Regions from separate parts of the Mus musculus genome. Here region 1 is linked to region 2. The links are chromatin loops, found by intact Hi-C in ENCODE. Cell type or tissue: heart. All regions are shown on one strand. Each heading gives the region's core, and the rest is flanking DNA. Links, peaks and the distances in the headings are about the cores only. Region 1 has its middle 27 kb from the start of Gm51583. Region 2 overlaps Abcc12 (ATP-binding cassette, sub-family C (CFTR/MRP), member 12).

Evidence for each region. Hi-C counts contacts between places; a loop is a spot of excess contacts. Peaks named below come from ENCODE experiments on the same cell type or tissue, not always from the same donor. Only the 100,000 strongest peaks of a DNase experiment are listed, where the experiment ranks them.
Region 1: a loop joins it to region 2, with 3 times the contacts of the local background. A loop is called at or near these places in 2 of 42 quality-filtered maps.

The regions. Positions count from the first base shown.
Region 1 is chr8:85,597,209-85,607,581 of GRCm38, forward strand. No RefSeq gene overlaps it. Among named protein-coding and RNA genes, the nearest start is that of Gm51583, 27 kb to the left of the region's middle. In heart, for the core only: a CTCF peak has its summit at 6,181 (motif pointing right); no DNase peak of the experiment used is centred there.
Region 2 is chr8:86,531,044-86,541,416 of GRCm38, forward strand. Abcc12 (ATP-binding cassette, sub-family C (CFTR/MRP), member 12) reads right to left here. Exons shown (of 29, transcript NM_172912.4): 11 at 10,297-10,373; 12 at 8,983-9,055; 13 at 7,280-7,483; 14 at 3,831-3,965; 15 at 3,645-3,720; 16 at 3,480-3,548; 17 at 481-570. Among named protein-coding and RNA genes, the nearest start is that of Abcc12, 30 kb to the right of the region's middle. In heart, for the core only: CTCF peaks have their summits at 3,883 and 5,565 (motif pointing left); DNase peaks (open chromatin) are centred at 4,318 and 5,468; H3K27ac peaks cover 402 bases; H3K27me3 peaks cover 979 bases.

The DNA of each region.
Region 1 (10,373 bases), core at 1,378-9,377, 930 kb before region 2:
TTTCTCCGCCCCACCCTTGCTCTCCCTTTCTGCTCCTGAGGAGAATCTCTGTCCCCCTCCTTATGTTCCTGCTCCTGCTGCTGCTGCTGTCCCTGCCCAGCCAGCATAGGCAGAGGGAGGAGCAGCCCCTCTGCCTCTCCTGACTCCACTTGGAGTCCACCTCACACTTGGGCCTGTATGCCCAGAGAGAGGGCCAAATCTAATACAGCCTTATCACTCTGGGCTATGAGACCCCCAGATGCTCACGAGGCAGTTCACGACATATGTGTCATTTGCCTGTAATGAGCTTTACAATTGGAAGTTGCAGAACTCCCCATTTTTAGAAAGACCATCTGGTCTCACAGGTCTAGATGCAATCAGCCCTCACAGGTCTTCTGGATTCCATCGTGCTGACTCACCTGCCCACCTGGGAAGTCTGTCAGCAACTGCTCCAGGTCCTCTTTACGACAGAGGAGAGAGAGGATTGTGGGAGCCACCTGGAAATTGGCTCCAGGAGCAAGCGGGCTGCCCACTCAAGTCCAGGCTGATATGGATGCAGCCTTTCCTTTGACTCGACCTGATTGGGATTTTAACACTGCTGAAGGTAAGGAGAGGCTCCAGGTCTACCACCAGATTCTGATGGTGGCCTCCGAGAGCTGCCAGGTGGCCCACAAGTTTATCTAAGGTGAGTCAGGTGATGCAGGGAAAGAATGAGAGCCCCAGGGAATTCTAGAAAGACTTGTGACGCCTACAGGACCTATACTGCTTTTGACCTTTGACCAGAAGCCAGAGAACACCAGTCAGCTGTGAACATGGCTTTTGTGAACCAAACTGACCCTGACACCTGTTGGAAGCTTCAGCCACTGAATGGCTTTGTGGCCTGCCTCTGGCACCCAGGAGCCAGCCTCTATTTGCCTTTGAATGGCAAGACTTGGAGAGGGGCTTCAAGGGACAACTGACTTGGACACACACTTGCCTCAAGGATTCAAGAACCACCTCTGAGGAGGCAATGCATGAGGACTTGCTTGGTGAGTACTGGTGGGCCTACCCCCAAATATCTGTGCTCCAGTATGTATTGTGGACCCCCCAACTCGGAGACATGCCAGGAGGCCACTTGAGACATGTTACAGGAGCTGAGTCAGTAGTGCCAGGGAAATGTCAGTGATCCCCCAAAATACAGACAGGAGCCAATCTGGTGCAACTCACAGCTAGCTATTCAAGCTAATTCCCCCCCTCCCCCAATGCACTACCGTGGGACAATTTTGGTGGTGGGGGAGCCCTGAATGTCTATCCAGGAAAGGCTTTGTAGTAAGCAGCAAACAGGGAGTGAGTGTGCAAGCATCTAATTGGAAAGCTCCTGTGCCTTTCACATAATTGGCTGGTGCTGGGAGTCACATCATAAACTCTTTTTGTTTTTTTGTTTGTTTGTTTGTTTCGAGACAGGGTTTTTCTGTATAGCCCTGGCTATCCTGAAACTCTGTAGACCAGGCTCACCTCAAACTCAGAAATCCACCTGCCTCTGTCTCCCAAGGCATGCACCACCACTGTCTGGCTTACCATAAATTTTAATTTCTGCTCTCCTCTGCATTGGTGGTCATTAGGCCAGGGGTGAGATTGTAACTTAGAGGTGCAGATTTATTGGGGTAATAACCTGGAGATGCTGGTCTTGTTGGGGAATTAGCCTAGAGACTGGAGTTAGGCTTGAGTTTTGTTGGGGGACAACTTAGAAAGTTGCTAAGTACCAGCCTGTTAGTTTACCTGAGTTCAAACTTAGGTCAGGTTCTCTAAGATGGAGACTGAACTTAAAAGATTTGGCATCTCAAGTCAACTTGGCTACTGAGCGTCAACTAAGAAGGCCCAGCTTTGTCAACTTGAAGTCACCTATCTGGGGTACATATTCAAGGTGGGTCAGCCAACACATACTGTCAGATGCCTTGGAAGTAAACCATCTTTAGCATCCCAGTCCCATCAACCCTGGGACAAGTACGGGAATTTCTAGGATCTGCCTGGTTTTGTAGACTTTGGGTACCAGGGTTCACTGAGATAGCCAAAGTGTTATATGAGGCCTCCCAGGGCCAAAAAAGACAAAATAGAATGGACCCAGGAGATGGACATGGCTTTTAAGACTCTAGGAAGAGCCTCATTGGAGGTAGTGGCCTTGGCCCTCTGGGACATTTACAAACCTTTCCACCTGTATGTGGATCAGAGAAAGGGGATAGCAAAGGGGGTGCTCACCCAAATTTTGGGACCATGGAAAAGACCTGTGGCTTATTATCTAAGAAGCTGGATCTGATGGCCCAAGGATGGCCAGCCTGCCTCCAGATCATAGCTGCCACTGCCCAGCTAGTCAGGGATGCTGACAAAATAACTATGGGGCAGGAACTTGTTGTTACCACCCACCATGCTATTGAGGGGACCCTCAAGAATCCACACAGCTGGTGGCTGTCCAATGCCAGACTGTTGCAGTTTCAGGCTCTACTTTTGAATCCCTCTTGCATAAGATATAACCCATCATCTGCCATAAACCTAGTCACCTTGCTACCTGACCTGTGCTCAGATGTGCAGCATGATTGCTCTACAAGTTCTGGGGCACAGCCAGAACATCATGCTGGACTTGACTGACATACCCTGGCCAGACGGGAAATGGATCTACTTTATGCACAGGAGCAGCTTCATCCAGAATGAAATCAGGTATGCAGGGGCAGCTGTTATGGTCTTGGACTCTGGTATTTGGGCAACTGCTTTGCCAGTGGAAACTTCAAGTCTAGAAAGCTGAACTAAAGGCTAACCCAGGTTTTAAAACTGGCAAAAGGGGCATAGCTAATATCTACATTTATAGCAGATATGCCTTTGCTCATATACATGGGTCCATATACTAAGAGAGGGGATTATTGACTGTTGAAGGAAGAAAAAAATCAAAGATAAGGAAGGAATACTTGTTTTATTGGAGGCATTATGTCTTCCTCTCAAGGTGGCCCGGGCATCAGAAAGGGACATCAGAAATAGTCTGAGGGAACAGGCCAGCTGATAAAGCAGCAAGAGAGGCCACCCAAGTTTCCCCTGCCAACATCCTGGTAGCTTTGCAGCGCCCCCCACTCCCACCCCTACCCTGTGCCCCCAAAAATCCCGGTATATACTGCTGAAGACAGATGACATCAGGCGAAATGCTAAGGAGTTTATAGAAGAGATGGGTGGTTGCTGACTTCTGAAGCCTGCACCATCCTACCTAAGGAGTTTGCTAAGCAACTCATCCATCAGATTCATCAACCTTCACACTTGGTAACCAAACACTGAAGGAATTGCTGTGAGGGGCAAGGTACAAAATATTTGACTTAGGACAATGGTTGATCAGGTATTCTCAGTCTGTGCCACCTGCCAGGCTGTGAACTCCTCAGGCCTCAGTCAAGGAACTGCTCCAGGAACCAGAATCAGGGGTCAATGGCCAGAGGCTAATTGGGAAATAGATTATACAGAAATAAAACTAGGAACACAGTATTTGCTAGTTTTTATGGATACCTTTTCAGGATGGGTAGATGCCTACCCTATAAAGGAGACTGTCACTGTAGTGGCAAAGACGCTTCTGGAAGACATCATACCCAGGTATGGTTTGCCTACTGTACTGGCTGGTTTTATGTGCCAACTTGACACAGGTTGGAGTTATCACAGAGAAAGGAGCCTCAGTTGAAGAAATGCCTCCATGAGACCCAGATCTAAGGCATTTTTCTCAGCTAGTGATCAAGGGGAGAGGACCCAGCTCATTGTGGGAGGTGCCATCCCTTGGCTGGTAGTTTTGGGTTCTATAAGAGAGCAGGCTGAGCAAGCCAGGGGAAGCAAGCCAGTAAGGAACATCCCTCCATGGCCTCTGCATCAGCTCCTGCTTCCTGACCTGCTTGAGTTCCAGTCCTGACTTCCTTGGTGATGAACAGCAGTATGGAAGTGTAAGCTGAATAAACCCTTTCCTCCCCAACTTGTTTCTTGGTCATGATGCTTTGTGCAGGAATAGAAACCTGCTTGTGTTTGACAGTGAACCATCATCATTTATCTTTCAGGTAACTCAATCTCTAGCACAGGTTCTGAGGACCATTTGGAAATTACCTTGTGTATACAGACCCCAGAGTTCAGGGTAAGTAGAGAGGATGAATTGGATCCTGAAGGAAGCCCTGAACAAATTAACCCTTGAAACTGGTGGTGACTGGGTGTCTCTCCTACCTTATTCCTTATATAGGGCTAGGAATACCCCCTACACTTTAGGTCCCCTCACCCCTCTTTTGAGATCCTTTATGGAAGGCCCCCTTCCTTGCTGCCCAAACTCCAGTCTGATATCTTAGCTGAATATGACCAACATAAGTTTTTAACATCCTTGGAAGCCCTCCATAGGATCTGGAAGCAACTCTGGCCTGCCATCTGCCAGGTTTATGAGTCTGTTCCTCCCTTGACTGCCACTGATTAGAACCAGGTGAAGAGTCTGGATTAAGAGACATAACCACAAGACTCTGGAACATTGCTGGAAAGGACCTCACATTGTGATCCTGACCATGCCTCTGGCTGTTAAGGTGGACGTGATCAGGATGTGATGTACCACTCCCACGTTAAGCCTGCCAGGGGAGAGATGATCCAGCAGTTGAGATCCCAGTGAAGGGCAATGCCAGGTGAACAGCCACAAGAATGATGGGAGGTCACCCTACACTGTGTCGATCCGCTGACTGATCCTGATCGACTCTGGCACTCATGACCCTGTTTGCTTGCTGCTTATGCTTTGCTGCACCAGCCAATAGCCCCACGTAACCCTAGGGGGCGGAGTAACAACCTTGTCATCAAGTTCACAGTGGCTGTCAAGACTGGACTGCTGGTTCTCAACTACTCTCACCCTGGACTGTTGGTTATCAGACAGGGACGCTGTGTTGGAAGCAAGGTAGCCCCAGCCTATTCCCACCTCTGCAACCACACTGTAACCCCTACTGCTGCAGGACACAGGCTGCCTCTGGAGAATGCTTGGTGAGCTTCTACCTCGGGGGCCTACTCCATGCATTTATGACCTGGTTGTAAATATGTCTGAGGATTTTTATGTTCTAATACAGCTTGTAGCCAGAGTGACCTCTTATTCTAGGGAGGATGTCTTCAACCAGCTAGCACCTCCAAACAATCGAGTTAAAAGGGTGACTACTTCTGCTGTGTTTCTAGGTTCTCTTCTTGGCATAGGGCTAGTTGGAGCTGCTAGTGTAGGGGCCTCAGCCCTGCAAGGCCCTATGGATGGGGAAATATACAGGAGATGGAAAAGTCCATCGTGGCCCTGCAGGATTCCCTATCCTCCCTGGCAACAGTAGTCCTACAGAACAGAAGAGGCCCAGACTTGCTGTTCCTCCAGCAGGGAGGACTCTGTGCAGCCTTAGATGAGGAATGTTGTTTCTATGTTGACCACTCAGGTGTGGTCAAAGAATCCATGGCCTTAGTCAGAAGGAGACTACAAGACAGATTCAACTGATGTTAGCTTTGACTTGTGGTCCCTGCATAATCAATGCTTTAGTTAGGTTTGTTAAGGAACAGATTTATTCTCAAACAACAGTACCAGTCCATAGAAACATCTCAAGGATGGCCTCAAACTGAAAGGTGGTGGTGGTAATGAAAGGGAAGAGATAGGCTGATTCCACGACAGGCTTCAAATTGGCAGTTAAGGAAACTAGGCCTAAAACTCTGTTTCCAAGAACTGGGCAAGCCCAGGCAAGCCCAGGCAAGTCAGTTAATAGGAAAAACCCCAGGCTCCAGCCCCCACGCACCGGTAATGGTTGTGGAATGCCTAGAAATAGAGTAAGATAAAGCTCACCTACCCTGGAATTCCTCTGATGTGCTTTAAATCAGGCCTGGAAGCGCAGTTGTCTGTCTATCTTGGTAATGGGAGACCCCAGCATGCTGGACTTCTGCAGAATAAAACACTCTGCATTTACATACTATTTGAGTCAGGGTGTCACTCTTCAGCAAATCATGGTTACATTATACTGTCAACCACCCTGATTGATGGAAGCTGAGGGGGAAGGTTCTAGAAATCGTGTTCTTGGTGGGAACTTTATACAAGGGTGCTCCTATAGCCAAGGAGAGCAAAGGTAGAAAAGACTGAGGTGAGTTGTGTCCCTCAGCTGCAAGGGGTGAACAGTTTTAGATGAGCCCTTTCTCAGACGAATTAACCATAGTTTCCAACTCTGGTCAGCAGAGGGCAGGCTGGCCTGTGAAATGATCCACCACTGGAGCTTTGCTCTGGAGAGATGGGTGGTCCATTGGAATCGAGATGAAGACAAACTCACTGGATGGATCTTCACAAAACACTCTGCCTTTGGGGGTCAGAAATGTTTCCCAGTATTTACTGCTAGGCCCCCTGTTCCGATGTCCTGTAGGGAGGAGCGGGAGGGAGGAGGGGTCAGTGTCTAGGTCACAGGTTACACAGGTGTCTGAAAAGGAAGTGTGTGTCCTAGGACAGGAGCTCTCAGAGGCACTTCCCCTCACATGTTTGGGACACTGATTTCTAACTGTGACGGGGAGGCAGATGGAGAGGTCAGAGTCCTGGTAGATGGCAAGAGAGCAGGATGAGAAAATGATGTAGGGCAGGCAGTACAGACTCCACGGTGTCCTGTGAGACCGTGGAGAGATACCACAATCACATTTGAGCCCCATTTTCACATCTCTGAAGTCCACTTCATCTCTTCAGTGGCCTCTGTCAATAGGGGGCTTAATCAGCATGACTGACACCCATGCTCCTCTTAAAAATTTAGGGGTTCAGTCAAAGAGTGGGAAGACTGCAGAAAGGGAGAGAGCAGGGAAGACAGGAACACATTCTCTGGAGGGCTCTGACCTCTCCCTCTCCTCTTGTCAAACACACTAGGAAATCTAGGCTTTTTAAACATTTCTTCAGATGAGGTGATTCATTCCTAATTCAACACACATCTGTGGACCCTCAGTTTCTGCTGTCCTGGGAGGCACTATTCCATCATGGCCACCGCCCTTCTTGCTTTGGCATGGCACCACAGTTGCAAAGCAGTTTAATGGCAGTTTTCTATTTTGACTTCTACATTTCTAAAGTGGCAGAAATATTTTTTTTTCCTCAGTTTTGGAGATAGGAAGCAAGGTTCAGTGGTACCAAGGCCGCCACAGTGATTTCGTAATGAGGGGTTAGCACTGCCTCTTCCCAAATGGAACAGTCTTGTTTACTGAATGAACAAACTGAAAACCAGGAGCAGGTACGGTGTCCCTCAGTGGGATGAGAAGGCCCAGCACACTCTGACCCCAAGGCTATAAAGGGCGTTTTGTATGGCTTTGTGGTCTGGTTATTAAACCTTGGGCTGCTGCTAGGCTAGTGGTCTACCACAGAGCTAACTACCAGCCCAGTTCATCCATCTTTTGAGGAGATAATAAGCATGGCTTTAATTATTTTGTGTCTTCTGTGTATCAGGGGTCTCTGTCAAGTCCTCTATACAGGTTATTACTTAATTCTCATAGCATGAGGCAGGTACTCAGGGAGTCTGGTGACCTTGTTAAGGTCACATCATTGGAGAAGGTGGATGGGCTGTCTGAGCCAGGGCTCTGACTGTGGCAGAACCCAGGAGACTGCTTGTGGGAAGGCTGAGCAGTCTCTTCAGCTACCAGGTTGTCTGCACTGATTGGCTGCATCTTCAGTGCTGCTCAGCTCTCATGCTGCTGGTCTTTGTGTAGAAAGAAAGGCTTGGGCGTGAGAGGGAGTTTCTGTGGATGTGAAACACAAATTTCACATTCATTTATATTTTATCTGTAAAAACAACTCCAAGATGGTAATTAATTGTCAATGACTACTTCTATGGGACCTTCTGACCTTCAGGTTGTGGGTAACATAAAAATATACAACTCTTTGAATGTCCTGTAACAAGCTTGATATTTTAGATACCTTGGGATTGTGCAGTTTATTATAGTGAAAATTAAGAGTCACTGATGTCCCCAGCTAGCCCCAGAGGTCCTTCCTGGTCCATCTGGCCAAAATGTCTCCCAGTTCAACTTTGGTAGAGCTGTGGAAGGTTTCAGACAACATCTGAGAATGAGAATTGGTCCAGATTCAAGGCAGAGGGAGGTCGGCCATGGGATATGGCAAGTGTGTCTTCCCCACTCTGCCCTTGGCTTCTACCTTTTTTTTTTTTTATTATTATTTTCTAGAAGGAAGTCTGCTTAGGGCGGGGGAGAGTAGAAATGCTTCCTGCTCCAGCTCTCATCCCGAGGACTGGCATAACTAAGCTTTCTCCTGGTTTTATCCCTTACTAGAGCCCTTAAAAGGAACAGGCTAGGAAAAGAGCCAGATTTGTTCTTCGTCCTGGCTGACCTGTTTAGTCTTGATTCCAGGTGCTTTCTTCTTCCCATTCTCCAGAGGATGGCAGGCAAAGCTGGTCTCTAAGGCTCTACTCTCCCACCCTTTTCTGGAGTCACTAGGACACATGAATGTTGGTTTTGGGATCCTGTAGATGGTAAGCATGAAATATACATATCTATCTATCTATCTATCTATCTATCTATCTATCTATCTATCTATCGAGAGAACTTGTCTTGTGAGGAGCATCTGTCTAAAATGTTTGTGGTCGTTATTTTTTTTTTTTTTTTTAAAACATCTTAGCCAGGCTGTGGTGGCACAAACCTTTAGTCCCAGTACTCAGGAGGTAGAACAGGTGGCTCTCTATGAGTTAAGGCCATTTTGTCCAGGCTATCCCCCAAAGCAGACCCCCCCCCCCCGCCTTCACTGTGTAAATACCTAAATACTGGGATTACAGGTGTGTACATAATACACTTAATTTGTTTTTTAAAGTTTGTCCACAGCCTCGTAGACAAAGCCATCAAAGAGGAAGAGAAAGGAATAAAGGGAGGGAGGGAGAATAAGTGAGGAGAGAATAAAATAAAATGAGAAAGAGAAGATGTGGGAGGCAGAGGATGAAGGGGCACACTGCAGGCGGGGGAGGGAGATGGATCCCAGGATTGCTCTGCTGAGGACTGGACATGGCCCTTGGGTAGGGTCGTAGCTTGTGTCTCAGAACTGTCTCAACAGGACCAAACCCCAGGCATGGACCGATTTGACAGCTCCTCACAGGCTCCTTTCAGATAGTACGATAGTCTCCCTTCCATGCCACTCCCTGAAGTCTTCCATTCTCTCTAGGATATGCTGAAGTGGCCAGGCCAAAGTAGCTATTGGGTTGCACGCCTTTCTGGGCCTCCCAAATCTCTATACAAAGTGTAAGCAGAGGGCCACTGCCTGTGCCCACCCCCATCTTCCTAGGATGTTTGTGTGGCAGACTTTGGGTGGAAAGCTGTGTGCAGCGCTGTTACCTGCAGTAGACGTCGGAACCAGGTATTCCAGGTTCTCAGAACTTTGTTCAGAGATTTGGAGAAGTCCATAGAAATAACCAAGCAGCAAGCAGTCTCCTTCAAAGGCAAAGCAAGGTTTAAAGTAGATATTCTGCCAGAGAACAGTAGGCCTGAGCAAGGTTTTCTCAAGAGCTAGGGTTAGTGTTTGCATCTTCCTTTGATGGTTCAAGACAGGGAGATGTTGGCTGCAAGCGGGTAGAGTTGCATCATTTCCTATCTTGATTGACAGGCTCGGGTTATCTAGGCTCTGTTCACTATACACATTTTTATTAATTGGAGAACTTCATACACTGTATTTTGTAAAAATAAAAAAAATCTATTTTCCTTCCCCAGCCTCAGTTCCCAACAATAATGACTGTGAGATTAATTATTTATTAATAAACGCCTTGGCTATAAGCTTTGGCTCATTCCCTGACTAGCTCATAACTTATCCAACCCATTCAAACTGTTCTGTCTTCCACATGGTTAATTACCTCTCCTCAGCTTAATGCATCCAAGTCCCAGGTGAATCTCTGCTTTATTCTGAGATCAGCTACCTGCTGGTTTATGGCTGTCTGCTCAGTGTTCCAGCCCGAATCTCCCCCTTATCCTACCTATGTGGCTTAGTTACCTCTTCTCAGCTCCCTTGCTTCTGCCTTCCATGATATTTCCAGGGGAGTCTTACTGGCCTCTAATTCCCAGAATCCTCTCTCTTCCTGCTGGTGTCCCACCTCCTATTTCCTGTCTCAGCTCATTGGCCACAGGTTTTTTTATTGGCAGGTATTGTTTATAAGAGATTCTCTCTACAGTATTTTGCTCATATTTACCCCCTCTCTTCTCTCTCACCGCTTCCAGGCCTACTCCACCCTTCCCCTCAACTTTTTGCTCTCTCTCTCTCTCTCTCTCTCTGTCTCTCTCTCTCTCCATGGACTCTAATCAGTGTGGCCCATTTACTCCTGGGCAAGGGGCCATCCACTGGAGAATGGCTGATCTAACCAGGAGCTTCACACTTAAAGAAAATTGCTTCTTCTTCTCCTGGGAGCCATCAAGTG
Region 2 (10,373 bases), core at 1,416-9,415:
GTGTGTGTGTGTGTGTGTGTGTGTGCATGCATGTAAGTGTGTGTGTGAATGTGTGCCTGCATGGGAGTGTGTGCACATTTTTGTGTGTATGTGTGTGCATGCATGTGTGTGAGTGTGTGTGCATGTGTGTGTGAATGCATGCATTTGTGTGTATGTGTGTGTGTGCATTCATGTCAGTGTGTGTGTGTGTGTGTGTGTGTGTGTGTGTGTGAAAACCACCAATGGCTTCTGACTACTGCCCACTCAGCTCCAATAAAACAGAACCTGGCAGCTTTAATGGAGATAAAAAATGACTCCATTTAAAGGGCTGTATTATCAGACTTTAGGTTTTAGGGGGAAATGAAAGCACTGATAAGCAGCCCTAGCACACGCATAAAAAGAATAATTGGTGACGGAATCATAAAAACACGAACCCAACAGTTTAAAAACAGATTTTTAAAATGCAAATTAAATCTAGAAGCCTGATGTTTTATACTAAACCTCCAGAAGCCTTGATATACGTGTGATATGTTTTCCAGGTCACGATTCCTTCTTGGGGGGATTCAGTCTGGATGAGCTGGTGAGCGGGAGCTGCAGAGACAGACAGAGGGAAGGCCATGAGCCTCGCGGCCAGCTGGGGACACACAGCGAGGCCAGCATGTCCCCTTCACACGCTCCCCTCCACTGCTAAGGTCCTTGGCCTGTTTTTCACACACTTTCAATGGTCTAATATACCTTACTCATTTTATATTATTTGATCCTCCTTACTGCCCCGAGGGGCGTGTGACTTGAAGCCTAAATGCTTAGCCCTGGGAGTCCAGGGCTGTGCTGGCTCCCAGAACTGAATGTGATGCAGAAGGTACAGATGAGTATACAGTGTGTCTATATCTATTGAGTGCTCCTGAGTTCAAGTTGGGCTGTGTGCGCTGCTGTGACAGGACAGGTGGATGGGGGGGACTTTGTCCGTGGTCTCTTTTCTACCTCACAGATACCTGATGGACAAAGCCCCATCATGCTGTGGCCGGGAGCCTGCAAATGTCTTTGGGATGTTCCACTCTCTCCTCAGGCTGCAAAATGAGATAAGGCGGTATATGTGAGCAACCCAGGACACAAATGGTAACAGTCCTTTCAGCCAATCCAGGGCAGTGACTGGAAGCCTTTGGGCTTTTCCTGAGCCTGAGAAAATACTTCAGCAGAGGGTGCTGAGGAGGGCTGCCCAGCCTTCAGTATGTGCCTTGTCCCTTCAGCACCATGCCAGGCACTTCTCAGTCCAGCGGCCAACCTTGGGAGACAGGGGCTGTCTCCAGTGATGTTTCACAGTCTACTTCCTTGTCCAGAGAAGGGTGGGTGGTGAGCAACATGAGGAACAGCTGTCTCCTTCCCCATCCCACCCCGCTCCAGCCTCTGACAAGATGTCAGATGCTGAGCAGTCTAGAGTTCCCCCCAACAAAGGCTGCAAGAGGTATCTTGGTGATCCCCTTTGGCCCAGGGAGACTTACAGGCCATAAAAATAGGTTGTCTTTCCAAATGTGCATATCTCACAGGCAGCTTTAGCAGTGACAGATAAGAGTCCAGTGACTCAAGACTTTCTTCTTCATATTTTAACATTCTGAGATCCAGATGTGCCTTCCACTTGATATATAAAGTGAAGAGAGCTTTAAAGATGAGTATTGACTTCGGTGTGCAGCTGTGTACACTTCACTTTGATTATTAATTTTCTTGCCTTGATTCAGAAACAGTATATGTTGTGGTCATTCAGGAAAACCTCAAACATGATCTTCTTGCCTCTGCCTCCCTTGTTCTGGGATTTCAGGTCTGTAACACCACACCTAACCAAAAGTGTGTGTGTGTGTGTGTGTGTGTGTGTGTGTTTCTTGCTATATATTAGTGAGGGTCAGACCTCTTGCAGGAAGCCACCCTGTTGTGATCCCTGTTCCTAAACAGGCTGAGGCCCAGAGTTTGTGCCCTAAGGACAAGAGAAGAATAACACCCATCTAAGGAAAAAAGGGTAGCCTCAGCAGCCTGGTCAATCTCACTCTCATTTCTCCCTCTTTGTCCCCAAAATGTTCTCATAACCTCACCTTTAAGCCCTCCACTCTCCCTCATCTTCTCATCACGTTATCTCTAGGAAACTCCTACGCATCCCTGAGTGAGCAGTGCAAAGATTGCCCCTTCTGTAGAGCCTCCCACAGCCTATCTGTTACTCCTACGTCAACCCCCCCTACCTTTATCCCAGTTTGCTATTGCTACTCATTTGCCAGTGACCTCTGCCAGGCTATACGTTAAAACCTGGGAACAGAGCATCTCTTCCCTCCCAGCCTGTTTCAGGACATGGCACTCAATGCAACGTCTACAACGTATTTGTCGAATGGATGTATAACCTGATCCAGCCTCGGTCCCTTTGCAGCTTTATCTTTTCTCAATGCCCCCTGTGAAGAGTAGGGGTTCTCCGGCTTTCTCTTGCCTCTGCATCACTTCCACGTGCTGCTTTGACCTCTTGGGAAGGAGAAGAGCAGAGTGGCACGAGGAAATGATCTAGACCTGACTTCCAAAAGTCATTATGTTTCAGGCGCTCTGCTGGCAACCTCACGGACAGTTTCTCACTTCACCTCTGCAGGGCTCTCTGAAGTTAATTCTATCATTTCCCTGAAGTTAATTCTATCATTTCCCTGAAGTTAATTCTATCATTTCCCTCCTCTGTAGATTAAGAGACTAAGGTTAAGAGTGCCCAGTTTTATGACCTGGACATTGATGACACCAACGGACCTGCTGTCGTGGAAAGGGAAAGTTCATGAGGCCTCAACCTTACACAAAGGACCACAGGCAACTAAGGACTGCTGAGAGCAGCAGAAATCGTCTTCCCCAGGGAAGGGCACACCGATGAGCTATTCAAAACCAAATGGTCAGCCTGAAAACATGCATACAAGTAACACTGTATGGATCGAACAGATTGCATTTTTATATTTAACAATACATACACAGAATATACACAACAACAGCAAGTAAAGCAAAAGAGGTCATGAAAGAGAACAAGTGTGGGGTGCACAGGAGGTTTTAGAGGAAGGAAACAGAATTTGGGAATGATGTGATTGTATGATAATATTAATTAATCAAAAGAGGGGACAATTTCTTGCTCACAGTGACCCCAAAACAAAAAGAAAGGATGAATGCATTAAAGGTTCTCTTTCCCCACTTTTATTTCATCTGGGTCCCAACTCAGGAGAGGATGCTGCCCTCATTTAGAGTGGGTTTTCCTTGTTGGCAACTGTATCTGGGAATGTTCTCAGAAAGAACCCAGTAGAGGGTTTAGACCTTCAAGGGTCTTCATAACCTGGTCAAGTTGACAGTTGGCATTACCCTGTGTGAGCACACTCTACAACACACCACCGTCCTCGCTTCCCAAAGCGATAACCGCTGTTTTACCACTCCTCCTCTATGCAGACAGGGGATGCCTAGCATGTACTCCCAGGTACACAGCCAAGGGAAAAGATGGTAAATACCGTTTGTGTCCACAAATTCTTCTGTTTCAGGTTCTTTTCCTTCGTCCTTCTCATCTCCTGAAGCCAAGACTAGGATGAGAAATTGTATAATAAGTAAATGGAAAGGTCTGTGTCCACTCAGGATCCAGGGGCAGTGAGAGAGAGGGGACTGTCATCTGACTGTACCAGCGTCTTCATCCCTCTGAGCTGGGCTCTCCTTCAGGGTCTCCACCATGGCTACATTGTAAATGTGCTCTGGATCCTGGAGATAAAATGAAATGACTTCTGAAAGTGAGCCAACAGACCTGTCCCAGGCAGAAAGCCATGAGGCGGGACTCTTAATCCCACTCACCAGGCAGGTGTGCAGTTTACCTTGAATTGCAGTCCCCGGAGGTTGTGGATAAGCTTTGCATAGCGCCCCCTCTCTTCCATCAACTCCTTGTGGGTGCCCTTTTCACAGATCTCTCCATCTTCTAACAGAATGACCTCATCACAAGACTCCAGGAACTGCAGAGACAGTGCATCCATCCACAACAGCACTGCCTCGGTAAGAAAGAGCTCACACCAAACTCCCAGCCTGCTTTCCCAGGTGCACTGAATTACTGGGGTTTTCAATCCTGGCACTATTACCAAATAATCCCTTGTCTTCAGGGGCTGCCCTGTGCATTGTAGACTATTTCGCAGCCTCTCTGGTGTCTACCTACCAGTAGGATGTCTTTCCCTAGTTGTGATGAGCAAAATTGTCTGCAAGCACTGCCAAATGCCCCAGGGGTTGGAGCGGGGGCGGCAATTGAGAACCACTGAGCTAGTCCCCAGTCTTTTCAGTACAGAAGCTGGACTCTGGCTGCAACAATGAGGCAATCAAAACTTCCTTCGATTCTTCTCTGTGAATGAGCTACCCCACTCAGAAATCTGATTGACTATTGTGGAGGCCAAGGTTTGGAAAAGACAGAAAACATGATCCCAGTCCTGTCAGAAGCCCCACCCCACTGAGCCCGGGGAATAGAAACCGGGTCATAGGCCACACCCCCACCAGCTTTAACAGAACAATAACGATGTGAACAATAAATATCACAGGCCCTGTTTTTCTGATTCCGAGACCCTTCACATCCACACCAATCCTTGGATTAAAGAATTCTGCTGAGAGGGATGCCGTTTTATTTTGGAAGAAGAAAGGGCACTCCTCGATTGATCCACCCAACAAAGGGCAGATAGTCCCCTCCTAAAGGCAGGCAAAATGCTGTAAGAGTGGGAACAGTTTGATCTAAAGAAGAAAGCCATCACAGCAGGGCCAGAGTCCCGGATTTGCACTTCTACTCTGCTCAAGGCCAAAATCCCACTTGGCTAAACTTGATTCGAATCCTGCAAGCAAAGGCCTACCACTGATAGTTGTACACCTGATGGGGTGGGTGGTGCCCAAATGCTTCAACCAGAGCAGTTCCAGCAGCATGGATAGCTCTAGCCTCTGTCTCCCCTATCCATGACTGGAGCCCTTCCTCAGGCAGCCCAAGCAGGAACCTGGCTCCTACTGCCCAGTGGAGGGAGACACACCTTCTGCTTCTGACAGAACCTTTCCCTCAAAGACAGACTTGGACCTCAGGCATCATCCTCTGGTGTTCCACAGCCTGATCTTACATCTTATCTCCCAACCTCGGGCAGCTCTCAGCTCAAGAAAGCTGTAAGCTCGGTTAAGCCATTGATTCTTTTCACACGAGGAAAGGAAGCACACAGGGCCCACTACAATCTACAGGCTTTTCTGCCTATGTGTGGGACCACCACCCAGACTTGGGAGGGCCCCGAAAAGGTCCCTCTGGCCAGCAAGCCCTTGGCTCACTCTGGTGACACCAAGTAGCTTTGTGTAGCCGTGCTCTGCAAACACTTCGGAAGCTGAGCCCTTAGTAGATTCCAGCAGCTCGTCAGACTGCTGGCCTCGCTTTGTTTCCTCAAGTAAACAGATGAGTGGCTGTCATGGCCAGCTACTCCAAAGCATCTGAGGTCAGAGCAGCTAGGAAATGTTCTGGAAAGCCCCGGGGCTGCAGTTTGAGGCTGAGCCCTCCCCTCCCCCACAAAGAATGGGATGAAGAGTGTATCAAGATTATGGTGCCATCTGGTGGCCTTCTTCCTCTCCCAACAAGCAAAAAGTGAGCTAAAATGACCTTGGAAAGGTGTGACTGCTGGAGACTCTGGGAAAACACCAGCTTGCCTAAGATCATACTTCGGGCTAGTGAGTTTCAAAGATGGGCTGGGCATGTGGCTATGGTTTATCCTCCAAGAGGGGATAATAGAGGGACAGCTCTGTCTCACACCTGTCAGGACCAAGGCAGCATCCTCCAGGACCCAGGACTCCTCCGGAAGACAGTTCTCCCAGGGCAAGCAGATGCCACAGACTGAATAGTCACAGGCCAGGGCTATGGTAACCACGCTAAGGAATCTAGCTAGGCCACAGACCATTTCTAGGCAAAACATGGGATTCCAGACTGAATCCAGCCAGCCTTCTCCTTTCCTCAGCCCTGGCCTACAGAGGACCTAGGAGTTCTTGTCTAACTAATCTGGCTCATTATTTTATAGAGCTGTGGCTCACCTGCTAAAGAAACCAGATACTCACATGTATAAAATTTGAATGCTTAAAGCTTATTCTGGGGAGCTGTGGGGGGCTGGGTTTCCTGGGTCTTTGAGAGGCCCTCTCTCTTCAGGGTGGTCCTCCTGGCCTCAGCCAGAGGGTACCAACCTACAGGCTGCAAAGTCCTATAGCTATGGCAACCTTACTTGCTGCTTCAGCCTTCACACCTTCACCACCTCAATTTCTGATTCACTGAAAGGCAATGAGATCTGCTTCCTGCCCCCCAGACCAGGCCTACTGAACAAGAAGAAGGGGCTCTCTGCACCAGTGCCCCAACGGGTCACCTCCCAATGTCTCTGGGATGTTTTCTACTTTGAGGTATGCGTGCTCGTGCACACGCACACAAATACATACTCACGTGCAGTATATCTCCCAGACTTGGGAGATTAGAGAGAGAGAAAGAGAGAGAGAGAGAGAGAGAGAGAGAGAGAGAGAGAGAGAATGAGAGGGTAACCTTGAATTATCTTGGGTAGAGAAGGGGCCCTAGATTCCCACCAAGCATTCAGAACCTGTATGTGGGATGGATTCAACAAGGTCTGTGACCATGCAGCCAAATCCTCCAGTTCACTTAACATAAGCCCAGTCTCTTTCTCCAGCAAGATTCACCCTCCTAAGCCAGAGGGAGACTACTGTTTGAATGGGAACAGGATCTAAGAAGGCAGAAGAACCCTGAAGCGTTGCCCATTGGTCCTGGCCTCAGGAGCCTTTCCTGGGCTAGGGGAAGACTGGGGAGTCTGGGCCACTCATCACAAGAGCCATGACTTTCTGGGTGAGGAAAGAAAACAGAGCTTCCATGACCCTCAGACAAGGAACCCCCAACCTCAGGCCCATCAAGTCCCTACTGGAGAATGGGTAGAGCCTGACTTGTCCATGCCTGGCTCCCCATTTCCTTGGCACCAATGGCCCAGATCTCAGAGCCAATTGATCCTACACAATCTACCCAATGGGGGAGGAAAAGTCGTCTCCCCACTGATCCCAAAGACTAAGCCAAAGGAAGTCATACCCAGAGAGGAGCAGGTAGCAATACCAGGAAGCTAGGGATGGCTGCAGGACTCATCAGTGTCTCCTACCATCTCAATCCCCTGTTCAGGTAAAGCCACCTACTGGTGGAAATGGCATATTTAGGCAGAACAGGAGTCTCTTTGACCATCAAGTGCTGCACTCATCCCAAGGCCTCATGGACCACGCACATCCCAGTCACCTGCAACTGGTGGGTAACCAGCACAACTGTCTTCCCTTTGAGTGTCTTCTTAATGCATTCTTCAAAGACATGCTTCCCCACGTGGGCATCCACAGCCGAGAGCGGGTCATCCAGCAGGTAGAGCTGACGATTAGCATACACAGCACGGGCCAGGCTGATCCTCTGCCTCTGTCCCCCAGAGAGGTTGACACCCCGCTCTCCAATCTGTGGACAGGGATAATGGCACTGCCCATCATTATTAAGTCTGCCTGCCACCCCATGGTCTTTGTATATCAGGAGCATTCTAAAACTCTTCAGGACTCGGGGAGACAACACAGCTTGTTATCTCTCTCTGCACATAAGCTCCCCCATGCCTTACGCTAGGCAATGCTGACTGGAAGAATTCCACCCACCCCACCCCCTCACTTCATGGAAGCACAGTGCCAACTGAGAACAGCTCTCTCTGACTCTGAGTAAGGGGTGCCTATCACATGACTCCCAATTCCTGGTGCACAGTCCACTATTGATTGCTAACACCGAGATTTGGCTTTGGTTTTGTTTTTGTGGTTTTTGTTTGGTTTTGGAGCAGGGAACTTTGGAAGAATGTACAGTGAATAGTGAAAAGGAAGGACTGTGCCTGGGAGATGGATCAGGGACCCCTATGTCCACTTCTTCGTGTACAAATGTGTGTGCCATGAAGACACCATCAATCCCTAAAACTTGGCGCCTGATCTGAGGCATGGATTATATGCTCAGTAGACATTTCCTGCAAGATGAAAATCTAGGTTATGTTTTTCTAGGAATCCCGTCCTCCTGAGTACAGAGTGGATCCCACTGTACTCAGATGCCCAGCTTCTAAGCTAGGTGCCATGTGCTGAGAGCTGGGACCTGGGAGCTCAGCAAGAAAAGTGACACATGAACCAGGAGCTCACATTTTAGCACTGGAAACTGGACACACAACACCAGCACTCAACATATTCACCAAGTGCTAGCCAAGAAGCATTAATTGCAGCACTTGGTGTCAAAGCACTACTGACTGTAGACCTCCAAAGTCTCTCTCAGGGGAGCTGCATTAGCTTCTGAAAGTCTAGGAGGTGGCTGGACACCCACGCAGGGTGGCAGGGGTGTACAGATAAAACTTGAAAGGGGAATCCAGAGCCACACACATGTGCTTTCAGAAAGACCAGCCACTCCTGAAAGGCAGAGTGAGAGACTGGAAGAGCTAGTTCTCTAAGATGGTAGTGTGGGAAAGCTCGTCCAAGAGACATGGTATGCTGGGGACAGAGAGGAGGGTGGCAGAGTGGCTCTGGGTCACTTGGGTCAACAAGCTCAACCCAGGACCAGGCAGCTTAGGAGCAAGGTCTGAAGGTGACTCAGCATCCCTGAGCCACACAGAGGCAGAGGACAAGAAGGAGCCCTGAGACTTCCAACCACGGGGAAATGCTCTGGACCACTGTTGTGAGGACAGAGCTGGGCCTCGGGGTTAGAAAGCAGCCATGCAGCAACTCTTCTTGAGATGGAGAAAGGGTTGGAAGTAAGCTATAGAAGCGACCAAGAGGAGTCAAACACAAGCAGGCTTGGGTCCACCTCCACTTGGTGGACCCCAAAGAATCCAGGATAGGCAGAAGCCGGACTCCAGCAGCATTCCCACAGGGTTTCCTGCTTCTGCAATGTGTGGAGATGGATCCAGGTCATCTGGGGAAATGACGTTCAGCTCTGCTTACCTCAGTCAGGTCTCCATAAGGGAGGCTGTTCAAGTCCTTCTGGAGACCACAGACATGAACTGTGTGTTGGTACCTGTAGACATAGAGGCCAGAATGGTAAGACCAGCACAGAACACAGCTGCCTAGGCTGCTCCTGAAGGAACCGCCATTTTTGCCAGCAAAAGGCAGGGATCTTGCTGACATTAGCTCAGGGCTCCCAGGCAAGTTGCCTTGTTCCAAAGACTGTGTCTCCATGACTCAGAGTTGGTCCCTCCCCTTACAGCATTCATGTCATGCAGGGGAAATGGCACCAGGGACTATAAAATCCTGGGGGTGCCAACTGCTATCATTGCTCTTTGAGTCAGAAGGGAGTCAAGATGTGGGCTTAAGTTGTTGAAGATGGCATCCAGGTGAGACACTGGTCTGAATCAAGGCCAGGAGTAGAAGAGAGGATGCATGTGATAGAGCAGCATAGAGTCACATGATTACAAATGTCAACCCTAGCATCTGCCTCTTCTGCTCCATAAGCTACTCTGCCAGCCAGTAGGATTCAGAGACCATGGACTCAGATAATAAGTCCAAACTGCAACCAGATTCCTAAGTCTGACTCATTACATCAGTCCTATGGTGTCTGAGAAATTTTTGAGTGAGCCTGCTGTCAGGTATTTCTGATGTCAACATGCTGGAGCCTTTCGAGCAGTTAACTCACCCCTCTGAGCCACCGGTGAAATGAGATCTAACACCTGGGTCTACCTGAAGACAAGGTAGTGGATCTTACCTCAGACAAGCCTGCCTAAGAAGTCACTGTTTTCCAGAGCTTAAAGATAATGACCCAACATATGTCAAAGATGCATAAACCAGAAGTTTGACTTTATCTCATTGGATCACTTGAGGACACTAGCAACAATATACTCATATAGTGCCCGTGTGGATTAATCGTGCCAGGACTGACTAACTGCTCCCCTTCTGCTCATGATCTCAAGCAAAGTTCTAGTTACTCAGCCTAAAGCAAGATCACAAGGTTCATTTTTCACCAGTGAGGCAACATATGCCCTGTTACAGAGAACCTCAGAGCATATGGTACTCTGCCCTGGGAAGGAAGTGACAACCACGCCCTCTTCTCACCAGGCCATGTGGTCGCAGGTCTGCAGAACATGCCTCTCCTGAACTTCTGGGTCAGAAAGAGAAATTCCAATTCCTGGGCAGGCCCCATGGATGTTTCATCCAAACTCATTAAAGAAACCTTTCTATTTAGTAACCATCCTTAGTGGCGTGAGAGTCCGAGGCAGGTGGACCAACTACCACAGTGCCAGATACATTCCAGGTTAATAATACCTTTGGTGGTTGTATTTCTCTCCAAACAGTATGTTCTCCCTCACATTTCCATGGAAGATCCATGCTTGCTGGGAAAC